2 separate regions of the Homo sapiens genome follow, and region 2 is linked to region 1. Evidence: read pairs that join two places in POLR2A ChIA-PET (ENCODE). Cell type or tissue: Panc1. All regions are shown on one strand. Each heading gives the region's core, and the rest is flanking DNA. Links, peaks and the distances in the headings are about the cores only.

Region 1 (8,349 bases), core at 322-8,321:
AAGTCGAGTCTCTGGCAAGTGAAGGGCACTTTGCTAAAAATCAGGAATGTGGAAGAGAGGAGAGATGCTCTTGTAAATGGAAATGTTTCCTTGCTTCATAAGCAAATCTTTTCTAGTTATCTATCAGTGCAAATGGCCATGCTTAGACATTACACACACTACTCAATCATGGAGACATTGAAATGCAAAATAAATTCTCCTGGTGAATTTTCCAGAATAAATTATTGAAGATCATGGATAAGAGAATTTGGCTTTGGTGGACAAAAGAGAGTGAGAGAGAAGACATTTGGCGATGGTTTCTTTTTGTCTTTGGTGAAGAAAAGATAAACAAGGCAGAAGGAGGTGAGGAGAGATGTGGAAGGAGAAAGACCTGCAGATTGGTATTTGGACACAAGGAGCTCGTTTTAGCGACACCAATATCCTTTTGGGAGTTTGCAATGGCGGCTCTCAGGCACAGCACAAAACTGCTCCTGTTGCCTGGATGCCGCCAGCCGCCACCCAGCTCTGCCACGGGAGGTGTCGTAAATGTGTTTTATGTGTTGTGTTGCTCGCTGCAGCCTCATCGTCCCCAGGCTGTTGTCATCTCCTAATTGTACAGAACAAAGACCAATGTCTGACCAGAGCGACGAGTGAAATTACCCACCTGACCCTCACCTCTCTGATGGGCTTCACTTTCAGAAGCTTGCCCAATCCCATAGGTTGGATCCGGAGACCATTTTTGTAGCGACATTGATGCCTTTTTCCAGTCTCACAGGGGAATTTTCCAATTACACACACAAAAATAAAACCCCCAAACCTGACAGCGGTAGGAGGAGGCTCCAGAACTATTGCTGAGACACCAAAAGCTGCTTCTCATTAAAGGTGAGATTTAGTGCACAAGTTTAAACTGGGAACTTGCAAGAGAAGGTAGGTGCTGCAAGCTCTGTCATACTTATTTCTACTTGAGACAAAGCAGCAGATGGGGCATTGGGGGTGGAAGGAGCATGAGTGACCCAACACCCTTCTTGCTGACTTAGTAAACTGTACCCATTCTAGGCCACCTATAGCAACCTGCCCTCCTGCACCACTCTGAGGCTTTCCTTCACACACTCCCTCCTCAAAACCCACTCTCTCTCTCTTTTTTATTTTATTTTATTTTTTTTAGAGACAGGATCTTACTCTGTCAGGCTGGAGTGGAAGGAAGAAAGGAAGGAAGTCATATTGCATATGACTATGCAGTAGTATAGTCATAGCTCACTGCAGTCTTGAACTCCTGGGCTCAAGTGATCCTCCCACCTCCGTCTCCAGAGTAGCTGGGACTGCAGGGATGCATCACCATGCCCAAAGGTCCACTCTCCTCTCTGAACTCTCAGAGCAGGGTTTTGGTTTCACCTACCAGATCCTCACCCCAGGCTGCCCTTTTTTTTTTTTTTTTTTTTTTTTTTTTTTTCTGAGACAGAGTTTCACTCCTGTTGGAGTGCAACAGCGTAATCTTGGCTCACCACAACATCCGCCTCCCAGGTTCAAGCAATTCTCCTGCCTCAGCCTCCCGAGTAGCTGGGATTACAGGCATGCGCCACCATGCCTGGCTAATTTTGTATTTTTAGTAGAGACAGGGTTTCTCCATGTTGGTCAGGCTGGTCTCGAACTCCCGACCTCAGGTGATCTGCCCAACTCGGCCTCCCAAAGTGCTGGGATTACAGGCGTGAGCTACAGTGCCTGGCCCAGGCTGTCCATCTTCATGCTGCTGTGTGCTGACTTCTCAGTCTACTGCAGCTCTTTTCGGGCAGCAATCCTGTCTTCCCAACATTGCTGATTTCAGCAATTTAAATTGTCTTGATTATGTTGATTTCTTAAGGGTTATTTTTAAATGCGATGAAATATTTTATCTTTACATGACTTTTTTATTTTATTTTATTTTATTTTATTTTATTTTCATAGAGACAGGGTCTTGCTATGTTGCCCAGGCTGCTCTCAAACTCCTGGGCTCAAGTGATCTGCCTGCCTTGGCCTCCCAAAGTGCTGGGACTACAGGCGTGAGCCACCACACTCAAACTTTTACAGGACTTCATATAAGTAAATGAACAAATCAATAAAAACCATCTTCTAGAAACACATGACTATTTTTATCCTGAAAACATGATCACTATACATTTCTTCCTTTGACAAATCATTCTTGATACCTGCTGGGTATCTGACACATCTGGAAATGATGAACAAAATAGATACATCATCACTGCCCTGGTGGAGTTCACAGTCTAGGCAGGGAGACAATCCAATAAGAAAACAAACATGACAGCTGCCCGCAGTGGCTCATGCCTGTAATCCCAGCACTTTGGGAGGCCGAGGCGGGCAGATCACGAGGTCAGGAGATCGAGACCATCCTGGCCAACATGGTGAAACCCCGTCTCTAATATAACACAAAAAATTAGCCAGGCGTGGTGGCGGGCGCCCGTAGTCCCAGCTACTTGGGAGACTGAGGCAGAGAAATCGCTTGAACCCGGGAGGTGGAGGTTGCAATGAGCCGAGATTGCACCACTACACTCCAGCCTGGCAAGAGAGAGAGACTCCGTCTCAAAAAAAGAAAAGAAAAGAAATATGACATATTAAAAAAGAAAAACAAGGGCTTCGGTTTTTAAAATTGGCTTTGGAGCCAGATAAACCCATGCTCAAATTTTGAATCTACTGTTTACTAGCCCTGTGACCTTGAACACGTTGCTTAACCTCTCTCTCTCTCGGTTTCCTTGCTTGTAAAGTAACAATAACAATAGTATTTTTCATACCTGGCTGGAGTGAGGATTAGATGACATAATATATGCAAAGCCTTTAGAACAGTGCCTGACATATAGTGATATCTCAGTAAACAATAACTTCTGTGATTATTATTATTAATAAAGCTCTCTTTTAAGGCATCATCTCCAACCACGTCTAATGAATTGCCACTCAGTATTTGGTTCTCTGAAAAAGAAAACACATAGCTATGAATTAAAACTAAGCAACAAACAAAACATTACCTAACTTCCATTCTAGGCTGGACAGTCTTATGAGCACTTCAAGGATAAACACTGCTAGAAATTCTCCCATTAGCTTTCAGTATCTCTGGATGTCTCTGAGTGAATGAGTGAATGTCTCATTCTTTTTTTTTTTTTTTTTTTTGAGACGGAGTCTCGCTCTGTCGCTCAGGCTGGAGTGCAGTGGCACGATCTCAGCTCACTGCAACCTCTGCCCTCTGGGTTCAAGCAATTCTGCCTCAGGCTCCCAAGTAGCTGGGACTACAGGCGCCCGCCATGACGCCCGGCTAATTTTTGCATTTTTAGTAGAGACAGGTTTTCACCATGTTGGCCTGGTTTGTCTCGAAGTCCTGGCCTCAAGCCATCCGCCCACTATGGCCTCCTAAATTGCTGGGATTACAGGCGTGAGCCACCATGCCTGGCGTTTTTGTGTTTCGTTTTCTTTTGTTTGTTTGTTTTAGACAGTCTTACACTGTCGCCCAGGCTGGTGTGCAGTGGCGCGATCTCGGCTCATTGCAACCTCTGCGTCCCGGGTTCAAGTGATTCTCCTGCCTCAGCCTTCCAAGTAGCTAGGATTGCAGGCACCCGCCACCACGCCCACCTATTTTTTTTTTTTTTTTTTTTTTTTTGTATTTTTAATAGAGACGGGGTTTCACTATGTTGGCCAGGCTGGTCTCAAAGTCCTCACCTCGTGAGCCGCCTGCCTCAGCCTCCCAAAGTGCTGGGATTACAGGCGTGAGCCACCGCGCCCAGCCTTTTTTTTTTTTTAACCAGGAAAAAAATGAGAATTTTATCAGCAGCTTCAATCAAGACCAGCTCCCAAATGTGCATGGAAAACCAAGAATAGAAATCAAGCTCAAAGGGCACTCAGAAACTGACTCAGAAAACTCCAAGAGCCTCGTGCACACACAGTCAGTGTTCATAAACTTTAATAACTGCATTATTTCTATTGGCCTCAAGGTATAAAAATGGATATAAAATGTCACAAGAGAACATTTTGAGAGTGTTTAGAGATATTTCTTTTCACAAGTTTAAGAACAAAAAAATTAATATTTTTATGCTGCTTCTTTCATCTCTCTTTAGTTTGTTTTGAAGTTAAGACTTGAAGTCCAAGAGCAAATACCCATTAGTGCCCCAGAGTGGGTCATCATATTCCTGTGAGACACTGCCATCTAGTGGCCAATGTGAACACAACAGTGGATGGCTAGACCTCTTTGTCCCTCAAACTCGAGGTTTTATTGTGCAAACCTATGCGATTCCTTTCGCTGGTACTCCCACTGATTATACTGCCAATAGCTTCTAGGCTTTCAAATGAATGTTTTTCTTTTCTCAATATGAAGGGCACAAATGGGCTATAATAAAAACCATAAACTACTTGGGTTGAAGAATTAAGTATTTTTTGTATTTGGAAAAATGGTGTTTGGATAGAAGGAAAACCCGGCTAATTTGTAAACAGTGAAAGTGATAGCACAAATCTACTATTTTGAGATTTGAGGGGAAAGCAAGCATTGTGTGAATTCTGTGTCTTAACAGTAATAGCAAATAATATTGAAAACATATGATCAATGCAGAATAGGTCATTTACATGTATGTAAACATGATAGGGGCTTCATATATATTATTTCATGCAGCCCTCACAATGGCACTGCAAGCTCCATTCATCCCTACCTAGCAGCTCAAACAGATGAAACTTACACAGCTAGTAGGTGAGGATTCAAGACCAAGACTGTATTTTCCTGAAGGCAGATACTCTGAAGTCCTATCTTCTTAGCTAGTATCTGGCACATAATGACTGTTCAGTAAGTATTTATGAATGAATGAGTGCATGAAGAAATGAATGAGTCCTGCCCAGGCACGGTGGCTCACGCCTGTAATCCCAGCACTTTGGGAGGCTGAGGCGGGAGAATGACTTGAGGTCAGGATTTCAAGACTAGCCTGGCCAACATGGTAAAACACTGTCTCTACTGAAAATACAAAAATTAGCCAGGTGTGGTGGCAGGTGCCTGTAATCCCAGCTACTCAGGAGGCTAAGGCAGGAGAATCACTTGAACTCGAGAAGTGGAGGTTGCAGTGCGCCAAGACCGTGCCATTGCACTCCAGCCTGGGTGACAAGAGTGAAACTCCATCTCAAAAAAAAAAAAAGAAAAAGAAAAAGAAAGAAAGAAATGAGTCCTATGGCAGAAACCACTAGTAATCACCAACATCTGTGCTCCTCACTTCTTCCTGGGCACACTGCTAGACTGCATTTTCCAGTCTCCTTTGAGGTTAGGTGTGGACAAGGGACTAAATTCTACCCATTGGAAACATTACGTCCAGACCTGGCCTATTAAAACATTCTACATGGGATGCTCCTTTTCTTTTCCCATCTGCTGGCTGGAAGGAGAAGATCCAAGAACCTAAAGGAGGGTGGAGCCACAAGGTAGAGTTGGATCCCTGCATGACTGCATGGAGTAGAGTGCCCCATTGACCCACATTAAAATGTGACATGAGTGAGAAATAAAGTTTTATTGTGTTAAGCTGCTCAGTGTAAGGGTTGTTTGTTAGAGCAATCAGCTTGCCCAGACTACTAAAACTCCCAGATAGTCCTTTTGAAATTGTGAATATTGGCCGGGCGCAGTGGCTCACGCCTATAATCCCAGCACTTTGGGAGGCCAAGGTGGGCGGATCACAAGGTCAGGAGATCGAGACCGTCCTGGCTAACATGGTGAAACCCCATCTCTATTAAAAATACAAAAAATTATCTGGGCGTGGGGGTGGGCGCCTGTAGTCCCAGCTACTCGGGAGGCTGAGGCAGGAGAATGGCGAGAATCCGGGAGGCAGAGCTTGCAGTGAGCCGAAATCGTGCCACTGCACTACAGCCTGGGCAAGAGTGCGAGACTCTGTCTCAAAAAAAAAAAAAAAGAAAAGAAAAGAAAAAAGAAATTGTGAATATTGCCTTCTCTATACCAGAAAGATATCCAACATTGTTACTACTTTAACTTAAACCCTGTGCAAGTGAATAAAGATCTTTAGATTTACTTTTATAAGTAGCTCACACAATCACTGGACAGTCTTTATAAAATCAGGGAACTTCTCTCCCTCTTTCTTTTTCTTAGATTTCCACTGAAGCTGAGTTAGACCAAAGGAGAAAGAATTTTTGCTCAGTCGGCTTAAAATGCTAAAGTTTCCGTCAGGGTTTAGTATGCAGCCTGTGAGACTCCATGTTTCATGAAATAAAGCTAAGTCTGCTCTCCAACACATCTATTTTTAAGATCCCTAGCATCTGATCCTGACTCAGCTAAGCGAATCATGCTTAACTCTGTTGGTCACACATCAACCCACAGAATGAAGGGGTGTAGGGCACAAAACACAGTGCAGCTGGGTTTATACTGACACAAGCTCTTTACTACCTGCACAGAGAGCATTCCAAATTATGAAGGAAACACAGTTGTGGCCATTCTCTTGAATGTGTACAATCTATTTACAATTAAAGCCATTTTGACTTTTTTTACATACATGTGCATATAATTCTACTTCTGCAATTGCCCACTTAACTTTCTAGTAGGTTTTAAGGCATCTACTAATTTTTTTTCCTTGCTAATTGTTCTGACAAGGAAATACATAATGTTCAATACTAGTCACCCAAGAGAGCTATTATCTGCCTCTAATTTTCCTTTCTGTCGTCTGCCGGGGACTTTTAAGAGGCTTTCTCCTGTTGGATTAGAATTAGCAAGACACCTGAGAAAAGAGGCAGGCACATTCATGGGAGAACGCTTTATTTCAATTGGTGCATAGGCTTATAAAATTCAAAATTTTTTAAATTTGACAAAATCATTTTAGCATATATCTGAAATAATAGACAGTTGAGAATAGTTAGAAAATTCTGACAGAGAAGAACGGTAAGGAAGGATCTGCCTTACCGGATATTAAAGCAAATTGAAAGGCACATTCACTGAAACAATGTGGTAGTGACACGAGAATAAGTCAATAGATCAATGAAGTACAAAAGATGGTTCTAAAACGGACCCTAAAATATTTAAGCTATTAGGATATGGTATGGTATGGTATTTTTAAAATCACAAATCAACGAGGAAAGGATAGAGTGTGAAATAAATACAGTTTTTACAAATGGTTAATTACTTGGGGAAAAATCCTTTTTAGAACTCATCACGCAGCAAAACAAGCCCCAAATACATTAAAGAATTTAATGTGGGATGAGCCCGGTGGCTCATGCCTGTGATCTCAGCATTTTAGGAGGCTGAGGTGGGAGGATCACCTGAGCCCAGGAGTTCATAAAAGAAAAAATATAAGTGGTTGCTGGACGAGGTGGCTCATGCCTGTAATCCCAGCACTTTGGGAGGCTGAGGCAGGCAGATCACCTGAGGTCATGAGTTAGAGACCAGCCTGACCAACATGAAGAAACCCCGTCTCTACTAAAAATATAAAATTAGCCAGGCGTGGTTGAGCATGCCTGTAATCCCAGCTACTCGGGAGGCTGAGGCAGGAGAATCGCTTGAACCCAGGAGGCAGAGGTTGCAGTGAGCCAAGATCATGTCATTGCACTCCATCATGGGCGACAGAGAGAGACTTCATCTCAAAAAATAAAAAAGAAAAAGAAAAAATATAAGTGGTCAATTAACACATGGAAAAAATGTGTAACTTCATTGATAACTGAAGCATGAAAGTGAACCAAAAGTAAGATGTAATTTTTCACCTATCAAACAGCTTAAAATTTTTAAAAATGATAATACTTATTGTTGATAAGGCTATGTTGAGACTGATGTTTTCATATAATGGTGATGGAAGGATAAATGTATTAATGTATATTAAACTCCTTTGCAAATTTCCTATCTAGCCAGGCACAGTGGCTCAAACCTGTAATCCCAGCACTTTAGGAGGCTCAAGCAAGAAGACTGCTTGAGGCCAGCAGTTCGAGACCAGCCTGGGCAACATGGCAAGACCCCATCTCTACAAAAAAAATGTAAAATTTAGCTGGCATAGTGGTGCTTGCCTGTAATTGGGAAAGCTACCCAGGAAGCTGAAGTGGGAGGATTGCTTGAGCCCGGGAGGTTGAGGCTGCAGTGAGCCATGATTGTGCCACTGCACTCCAGCCTGAATGACATAGCAAGACCCTGTTTCAAGACAAAACAACAACAACAACAAATTCCATACCCTTGGATATTATAATCCCACTTCTATGGATATATCCTCAGGAAATAATCAGAGATGTAAGTATTTATGTACCAAAATGCTTGCTGAAGCATTATCTGTAGTAGTGACGAATTGGAAACAACACAAATCTCCCAAGCTAGAAGAATGGTTAAATAAATGATGGTGTATTCACAGAAATGGATTTATGCCATCAGTAAAAATCATGCTT
Region 2 (8,349 bases), core at 135-8,134, 220 kb before region 1:
TCAGTGGCAATAATATATTTTTTTAAAAAGAAAGGCCAGGTGCGGTGGCTCACACCTGTGATCCCAGCACTTTGAGAGGCCGAGGCAGATGGATCACCTGAGGTCAGGAGTTCGAAACCAGCCTGCCCAACATAGTGAAACCCTGTCTCTACTGAAAATACAAAAATTAGCCAGGCGTGGTGGCATGCGCCTGTAATCCTAGCTACTCTGGAGGCTGAAGCAGGAGAATCACTTGAACCCAGGAGGTGGAGGTTGCAGTAAGCCAAGATCATGCCATTGCACTCCAGCCTGGGTGACAGAGCAAGACTCTATCAAAAGAAAGAAAGAAAGAGAGAAAGAAAGAAAGAAAGAAAGAAGAAAGAAGAAAGAAAGAAAGAAAGAAAGAAAGAAAGAAAGAAAGAAAGAAAGAAAGAAAGAAAGAAAGAAAGAACGAAAGAACGAAAAGAAAGAAAGAAAGGAAGGGAAAGAAAGCAAATGGGCAAGGAAGGAAGGAGAGAGAGAAGAGAGAGGAAGGAAGAAAGGAAGGAAGGAAAGAAAAAAGGAAGGAAGGAAGGATGGGCAAGCTGGGTGTGGTGGCTCGCATCTGTAAGGGAGGTCAGGGTAGGGGCACTGCTTGAGGCCAGAAGTTTGAGACCAGCCTGGGCAAGATCCCCTCTCAAGGAAGGGAAGGGAAGGGGAGAGGAGGAGAGGGGAGGAGAGGGGAGAGAGAGAAAGAATGGAAGAAAGAAAGAAAATAAATTGAAGATTTTTATTTTTAATTTTTAATTTTTTTTGGCAGCAGTTAGTGTAGCTTGATGGCAAAAAGACATAAAGTAGAGATGGTCTCTGCTAGAGGCCAGGCAATATGGTAACTGAGAGCACAGACTCTGGGTTTGAATCCAGGATCTACCAACCTGTTTAACTTTGGGCAAATTGCATGATCACACTGTGCCTCACTTCTTACATTTGTATAATAGAGATAATAACAGTACCTATCTCATAGAAATTGTGGGCCGGGTGCAGTGGCTCACGCCTGTAATCCCAGCACTTTGGGAGGCCGAGGCAGGCGGATTACGAGGTCAGGAGATCGAGACCATCCTGGCTAACACGGTGAAACTCCGTCTCTACTAAAAATACAAAAAATTAGCCGGGCGCGACGGCAGGCACCTGTAGTTCCAGCTACTCGGGTGGCTGAAGCAAGAGAATGGCGTGAACCCAGGAGGCGGAGCTTGTGGTGAGCCGAGATCGCACCACTGCACTCCAGTCTGGGCAACAGAGCGAGACTCCATCTCAAAAAAAAAAAAAGAAAAGAAAAAAGAAATTGTGAAGGTTAATAGATTAAATCATGTAAAAGTTCCTGGAAGTAATCGGCACATTGAGTCTCTGCCTCTTAGCAGCTGTGGCCTTGGGGACTTATTTATCTTCTCTGTGCCTCGCTTTTCTCACCTGTATAACGTGGATAACAACAGTGCCCACTTCACAGGGTTGTTATGAGATATAAATGAGGTAAGTTGCCTGGCTCGTAGTAAGCATCATAAAAGTGATGGCTATTATTTCCCTTCTTTTTCTCCATGCACTTATCAAAAAATATCCATTCACTTTTCCCGGCAATTCTCCGCTATATGAAACCTAACAACTTCTTCAGATAACAAATATTTTTAGTCTCACCATACCATCCTGAGATATAACTCAGACAAAATAACCTACCTATATACATAATGTCAAAAATATATACAATGTACTCATCATATCAAAAGGATTTATAATTAAAATATATATATATTTCAATATCTAAATGCTTGAACACAACTAAATTAGAAGACATAATTAAGAAGTCAGATGCTTGCCCCTACTTAAACTAAGTTTGGATTTAACAGAAGATAAGAAGGCAGTCCACACAAGAAGTACAGTATGGTTAAGCAGCAGAGGTACAGGTGGATGCTAGAATAACATCTAGTGTTTAAAAAACGGTAACAGACAAGGCTTATGTGTATATTCTAAAAGAAAGAAAGAAATTACCCTAATTAGAGGAGAAAAAGCATGCCAAGACAAATTACAGACCCTCAAAGTGGAGAAAATGAGTTAGTACTGATATTCTTGCCAACAAATAGGGCCTAGTTTACAGGGAGGCATCGAATAATTACCCCTGTTATGACTGGAAGCAAGGTGGGGACAAAGTCTCATAGCAAACATGTCTCCTCTCGGGAAATCCCACTGCATATTAAAACTTACAGTCTGGCCGGATGCGGTGGCTCACACCTGTAATCCCAACACTTTGGGAGGCCAAGGCAGGTGAATCACCTGAGACTAGCCTGACCAACATGGAGAAACCCCGTCTCTACTAAAAATACAAAAAATTAGCCAGGCGTGGTGGCGCATGCCTGTAATCCCAGCTACTCGGGAGGCTGGCTTAGGAGAATCTCTTGAACCTGGGACGCAGAGGTGGCCATGATCCAAGATTGCACCACTGCACTGCAGCCTGGGCAACAAGAGCGAAACTCTGTCTAAAAAAGAATAATAATAAACTTACAGTCAGTGTCTGGAACTTAAGAATCCTCCAGGGAATAGAGAAGGGAATCAAAAGAGAAAATTAGTAAGACAGACTAGAAAAAGGTTATACAGGAGACTTCCAGAAACAGCGTCAGGGAAAGACTGAAAAAAGGAGAACCAACTCCTATAATTAGAAATAATTTTACCATGAAATTTTCACCATATAGATTTCTTTCTGACATCTGGCAACCAAAAAACACGTTTTAGACACACATCTGTAGTCCCAGTTACTCAGGAGGCTGAGGTGGGAGGATTGCTTGAGCCCAGGAGGTCAAGGCTACAGTGAGCCATGATTGTGCCACTGTACTCCAGCCTGGGTGACAGAGACCCTGTCTCTAAAAACAAAACAACAAAAATGTTTGAATATATAGCATGACAATAAAATGAAATATTTTAAAACTAAGCTATTCTTAAAATTCAATGCAATCCTTGAAATTAATGTGTCTCCAGTAGTTAATCATTTGGTTCTGGAAATCTTTTTTTTTTTTAAGACACAGTCTCGCTCTGTCGCCCAGGCTGGAGTGCAGTGGTGTGATCTTGGCTCACTGCAAACTCTGCCTCCCGGGTTCAAGAGATTCTCCTTGATTCTGCCTCCCCTGCTCAAGCGATCCTCCCACCTTAGCCTCCTGAGTAGCCGGGACCACAGGCACATTCCACCACACCCAGCTAATTTTTTTAATTTTTTGTAGAAACAGGGTTTCATCATGTTGCCTAGGCTGGTTTTAAACTCCTGAGCTCAAGCAATCCACCCATCTCGGCCTCCCAAAGTGCTGGGATCACAGGTGTGAGCCACCGCGCCCTGCCTGGTTCTAAGAATCTTTAAAGGAATCTCCAGTACTCATTTGCCGTGGGTTTTCCTTGCTTATGATGAAACTCTTTTCAACTAAAAATGCAGTTGGACATGTTAGACTACATTGAACAATAATGTTGAGGAAATGTCTTTATTTCATTTCACCTTTCCTCTCCATAACACCATCCTATAGTGTTGGGTATTCCTATAATAATTTTCTATGATTATTTAGTATTATTATGTATTAAATTACTACTGGTTTATATTTAATAACATTTAATTCACGAGGGTATTCCAAAGTAAAGCAGGATGCTGGACAATGCTACATTGTACTGATCTGTCCCACAAAGGCCAAGATGTCTAGCTTCCTCTGTCCCTGCCCACTAAATGCCGGCAGCTCCTCATCACTGTGACAACCAAAAAATGCGCCCACAAATTTCCAAAATGCCCTTTTTTGGAACGCTCCCTTATCTAATTCATTCAAGCTTCCACAGGAGATAGTGAGCACCTGTGTTGTACCAGGAAAAAAAAAATCTAGTTAGACTCTTACTAGACACTCTGCATACCAAAATAAAGAGAAATGTTAATTGTAAAAATAAAAATAAATTAAAAGTGAAACTAAAATTTTATTTTATATAGATATGTTTTTTAATTTGTTATTTATTTATTTTTTTGAGATCAAGATACTCTGTCACCCAGGCTGGAGTGCAATGGCACGATCTCGGCTCACTGCAACCTCTGCCTCATGGGTTCAAGTGATTCTCCTGTCTCAGCCTCCTGAGTAGCTTGGGCTACAGGCACCCGCCACCACGCCTGGCTAATTTTTGTATTTTTAGTAGGGACAGGGTCCCACCATGTTGGCCTGGCTGGTCTCGAACTCCTGACCTCAGGTGATCTGCCCGTCTCAGCCTCCCAAAGTGCTGGGATAACAGGCATGAGCCACCGCGCCCAGCCAAAAGTGAAACTAAAATTTTAGGAAAAAAATGTATGAGAATATTTATCTAATGTCAGGTGGGGAATCCTTTCGAAACCCAAAATTTAGAAATCACAAAGGTAATGAATTAACTACAACACAAGTTTTAAAAGAAAAAGAAAAATCAATAAAAATATTTGTTATAAATATTCGTAAAGTGCCTTATATAGAGAGGGATTTTGCAAACTGATTAAAAGGAAAAGAAGTACAATAATGTGGCTGGGTGTGGTGGCTCATGCCTGTAATCCCAGCACTTTGGGAGGGTGAGGCGGGAGGATCGCTTGAGCTCAAGAGTTAGAGACCAATCTGAGAGCTCAGGAGTTAGAGACCAGTCTGGGCAACATAGCAAGACCTACGAGAGTAAACTAGGGAGATTAAGGCTGCAGTGAGCTGTGATTGCGCCACTGCACTCCAACCTGAGACCCTGCCTCAAAAAAAAAAAAAAAAAAAAAAAGCACTAGGCACAGCAATGCAAATGTACTTAATGCCGTTAAACTCTATACTTGAAAAACATGGAAAATAAGACACTAGTAGAAAAATAGGTCAGGGAGTAACAGCAGAAAACAGAAAATTCACATGAGACAAACATAGTTCCATCAATACATGTCGCCTCATTAGTAACTTAAAGAATACAAATTTAAAGTTTTCATTTTTTAATTGATAAAATTAGCAAAAAGAAATAATTTGAAATGATGATGCCCAAGTCATCACTTGGGTCTGAGAAGACAGAAATTCTCAACGTTGGTTTAAGAGAGTAACTTGGTACAATCTTTCCACCACACAATCTGGTAACACAGTGTACGAAGAGCCTTCAGATGCTCTTTGACCCTTTGATCCAGTGAGGAGCTCAGCTCTGGGAATCTCTATCAGTCAGACCTGCTTCCATCACAAGGGACAAAACCTCATTCACAGTAGTGTTGGCATAAAGGAGAGTTTACCAGCTCACACAACAGATCCCGCTAGATCCAGGGGTGCAAATAGTGGCAGTGGGACTGTATCTCTCTCTCCCTATTGCTCAGTTCTGCATGCCTCTGCTTGGCTTCATTTACATCAGTTCTCTCCACAGGCAGAAAGATGGCACCAACAGCCCCAGGGGATTCCATCCTCACAACAACTCTCGCAGAGAAAAAAGCACAGCTCTTTCACCCCCGTAGCAATCCCATCAAAAGGCCTCTGGGTGGCCTGACTCTGGTCACCTTCTGTGAACAGGAGAATGAAGTCACTCTGAGTAGCCAGCCTAAGTGGTGTGAAGTCTAGAATCATGTGCCATGATTATACTAGAATCATGGGGTAGGGAGGAGGGTAGAAGAACAAAGAAAGATGCAAGACAAATACATAAGCAGATCTTGTATAGAATACCTCCAAGGGAAATCATCGGAGTCAGGATGGCAACCTCTAGTTTGTCCTGGTTTCAGAACAAGAGCCAATCAAAAATCGCCTTACAGAATTTTACTGAATAGTCATACATATAGCTCAAAATGTTTCCAAATTTCAAAAAGTCCAAAATGATTCTTTCTGAGTGGTGACATTATGGATGGGTTTTATTTTCTCCTTCATATTTTCAAGTATTTTTCATATTGTCTTCAAAAAGCATTTATCTTTTTAAAAATCAAAGATAATATATCTTCCAAAATGACAACTGAAAACTATGTCTATGATATGTATAATCCAGAAAGGGAACTATTTTTAATAAAATACACCTCTTTATTCCTTTTCTGTGTTTTCTACAGTGTGCACACAGCATTGAAATAATGTGGGGAAAAACACAACAAAATAAAATTCTTTTAAAGATCCATTCCTGACTCCAGCGACTTTATTCTGCTCCTGTGGCTTCTGGTTGGAGACTTATTGGCCAGTATCCAGGGAATCACTGTCATGTCTTCTTTTATAATTGCAAATTTTACCACCAAAACACATTCCTGAAGTGTGTTTTACTGGTTCAAATTTGTGACATATACAGTAAGCAATGAACCAAAAATTATTTACAGAGGCAAACAGTAAATAGTTTCCCTATTTGCTAAGGAAGGGAGAATAATTGAGATCGTTTGTGGATTAAGCAGAAGTGTTACAATTTCCTGATGAAATAGGAGAAGAGGGATGCTTTAAATGTTTCATTAGGAGCCCAAGAGCTGCAAATGACAGCAGGATGCAAAAAGCCCTCAGCTCAAGAATTGGCACAGGGTTCTCAGTATCTTGAGTTTCTCTCCTGTCCCTTTCAGATCCAAAATAGGTAGGCCATGACTTCAGGTGGCACAGATGCAAATTCTTGAATACTTCTAATTCAGAATTCATTGAAAAAGCACGGAATTTTGGAACTAGATCCCGATATTCAGAACTTGATGAGTCAAGAAAATATTTCCCTCAAGGGGCTCTTGTCTTTGCCTGGAATGCCCCAAAACCCTAGGTTTCTTCTAAGCAGATAAACTCCTATTTATCTTTCAGTCCTGATAGTTTTTCAAATAGAAAGCCCACACATCAGACAGTTTTCACTAGGTTATGTTGCAATAACAACAATAACAAAAAACCCAAATCCAATGACTTACAACAACAAAGGTTCATTTCTTTATCATGTTACAGTAGTTCTCCCTTATCTGCAGTTTTGCTTTCCAGTTTCACCTACCTGCAGCCAACCACTGTCCAAAAATATTAAAAGAAAAATCCAAAACATAATTTATAAGTTTTTAATTTTGTGCCCTTCTGAGTGGCATGATGAAATCTCTTAGTAGCCATCTGGGTTATCAGATCAACTGTCGTGGTATCACAATGCTTCTGTTTATAGCATATATTTTTAAAAAATAGAAATAGAAATATCAAAGTAAAGATAAATGTGCATATTTTAATGTAATTAAGGACACTGGAATCATGCTATTTTACTAAGAGAAAACTCAATGTGTTCCAAATTTAATTCCTAAATAAATAAATCAATGAATTCATTCATTCAAACAGCATATTCTTACCCCTGAATTTAAGCCCTTATTGAAATAAATAAATAAATAATTTAAAAAAAAAACACAGCATACATTGTTCCCCTCCCTTAATTAAGAAACAAGGTGCTGTAGAAAACAGAAAGATAAATAATCATTATTATCCTCAATGAGCATTAAAAAAAGAAATAAGTAACTTTAAGACAGTAAACTAAACACACCATAACAATTAAAACACTATCCAGATTCAGAAGACAGAAATCACAGTAGGTGGAAAGCATCAGATGCTTTGTAAAGAAAGTAATCAATACTCCAGCTGAGTCATTTAGAATGGAAGAGACTTCAACAGATGGATAAGGAGTAGATGCACTTTGCACTATTTAAACATAAAGCTTAGGGTTTAGAGAACCTTGAATGGTGCATTTTGATGAGACTGTAGCATACATCCTATGATGGAGCATCAGAGAAAAAGTCTAGGAAGGTAAATTGAGACCAAAGCACAAAGGGACTTGAATGTCAGTTTAAGAAATTTGGGTTTAATTCTGATGACAAAGCACATGCATTAAGCCTTCCTAGACGTTTGCTTTAACAATGTTACATGCCACTACTGTCAAGAATGTGATTGCAAGCACTGAGCAGACATTTAGAAATCATAATCCTGGATTACCACTCAATTGCCTAGAAAAGCATGTCAATTGTTCTGGGCTTTCTCTTCCTCATGTATTACGTCCTATTGTAGCAGCCTCAGTAGAGTCCTCATCATGTGTGTGTTCATCAGGAAAAATGAGAAACTTGCATGCTCATCTATATTCTCTGCCTAACTCTTACTGTGAACAGGAAGACACGACTGTGAAAAAATTCATCAACTTGAAACTACCTGTAAGTAAAGCCACAAAGTACAGTGGGGCAGAAGGAAAATGGGGGCTGAAATGCAGCCCAAGTTCTATGCAACCCATTGTGTGACCTGATGCGAGCTTAGTCAATGCAAAGTGCTCATATTCCTAATTAGCACAGTGTAAGCCTGTCCATTAAACCCAAGCCTGAAAGGCTATATGTACCCAAAGCGGGCAGCACCTTTTTCAGCATCACCCAAAGGTACCATATTTATAGCAGAGGCCCTGTTGCCCCATTTT

Evidence for each region. Peaks named below come from ENCODE experiments on the same cell type or tissue, not always from the same donor. Only the 100,000 strongest peaks of a DNase experiment are listed, where the experiment ranks them.
Region 2: POLR2A ChIA-PET joins it to region 1 with 17 read pairs; 5 of 35 experiments call an interaction of 5 or more read pairs at or near these places.

What each region holds. Positions count from the first base shown.
Region 1 is chr1:200,506,155-200,514,503 of GRCh38, forward strand. No RefSeq gene overlaps it. Among named protein-coding and RNA genes, the nearest start is that of ZNF281, 100 kb to the left of the region's middle. RefSeq lists a silencer at 4,197-4,246. In Panc1, for the core only: a CTCF peak has its summit at 4,166 (motif pointing left); DNase peaks (open chromatin) are centred at 4,157 and 6,277; H3K4me3 peaks cover 978 bases.
Region 2 is chr1:200,285,068-200,293,416 of GRCh38, forward strand. No RefSeq gene overlaps it. Among named protein-coding and RNA genes, the nearest start is that of LINC00862, 85 kb to the right of the region's middle. In Panc1, for the core only: no CTCF peak of the experiment used is centred there; no DNase peak of the experiment used is centred there; H3K27ac peaks cover 1,108 bases.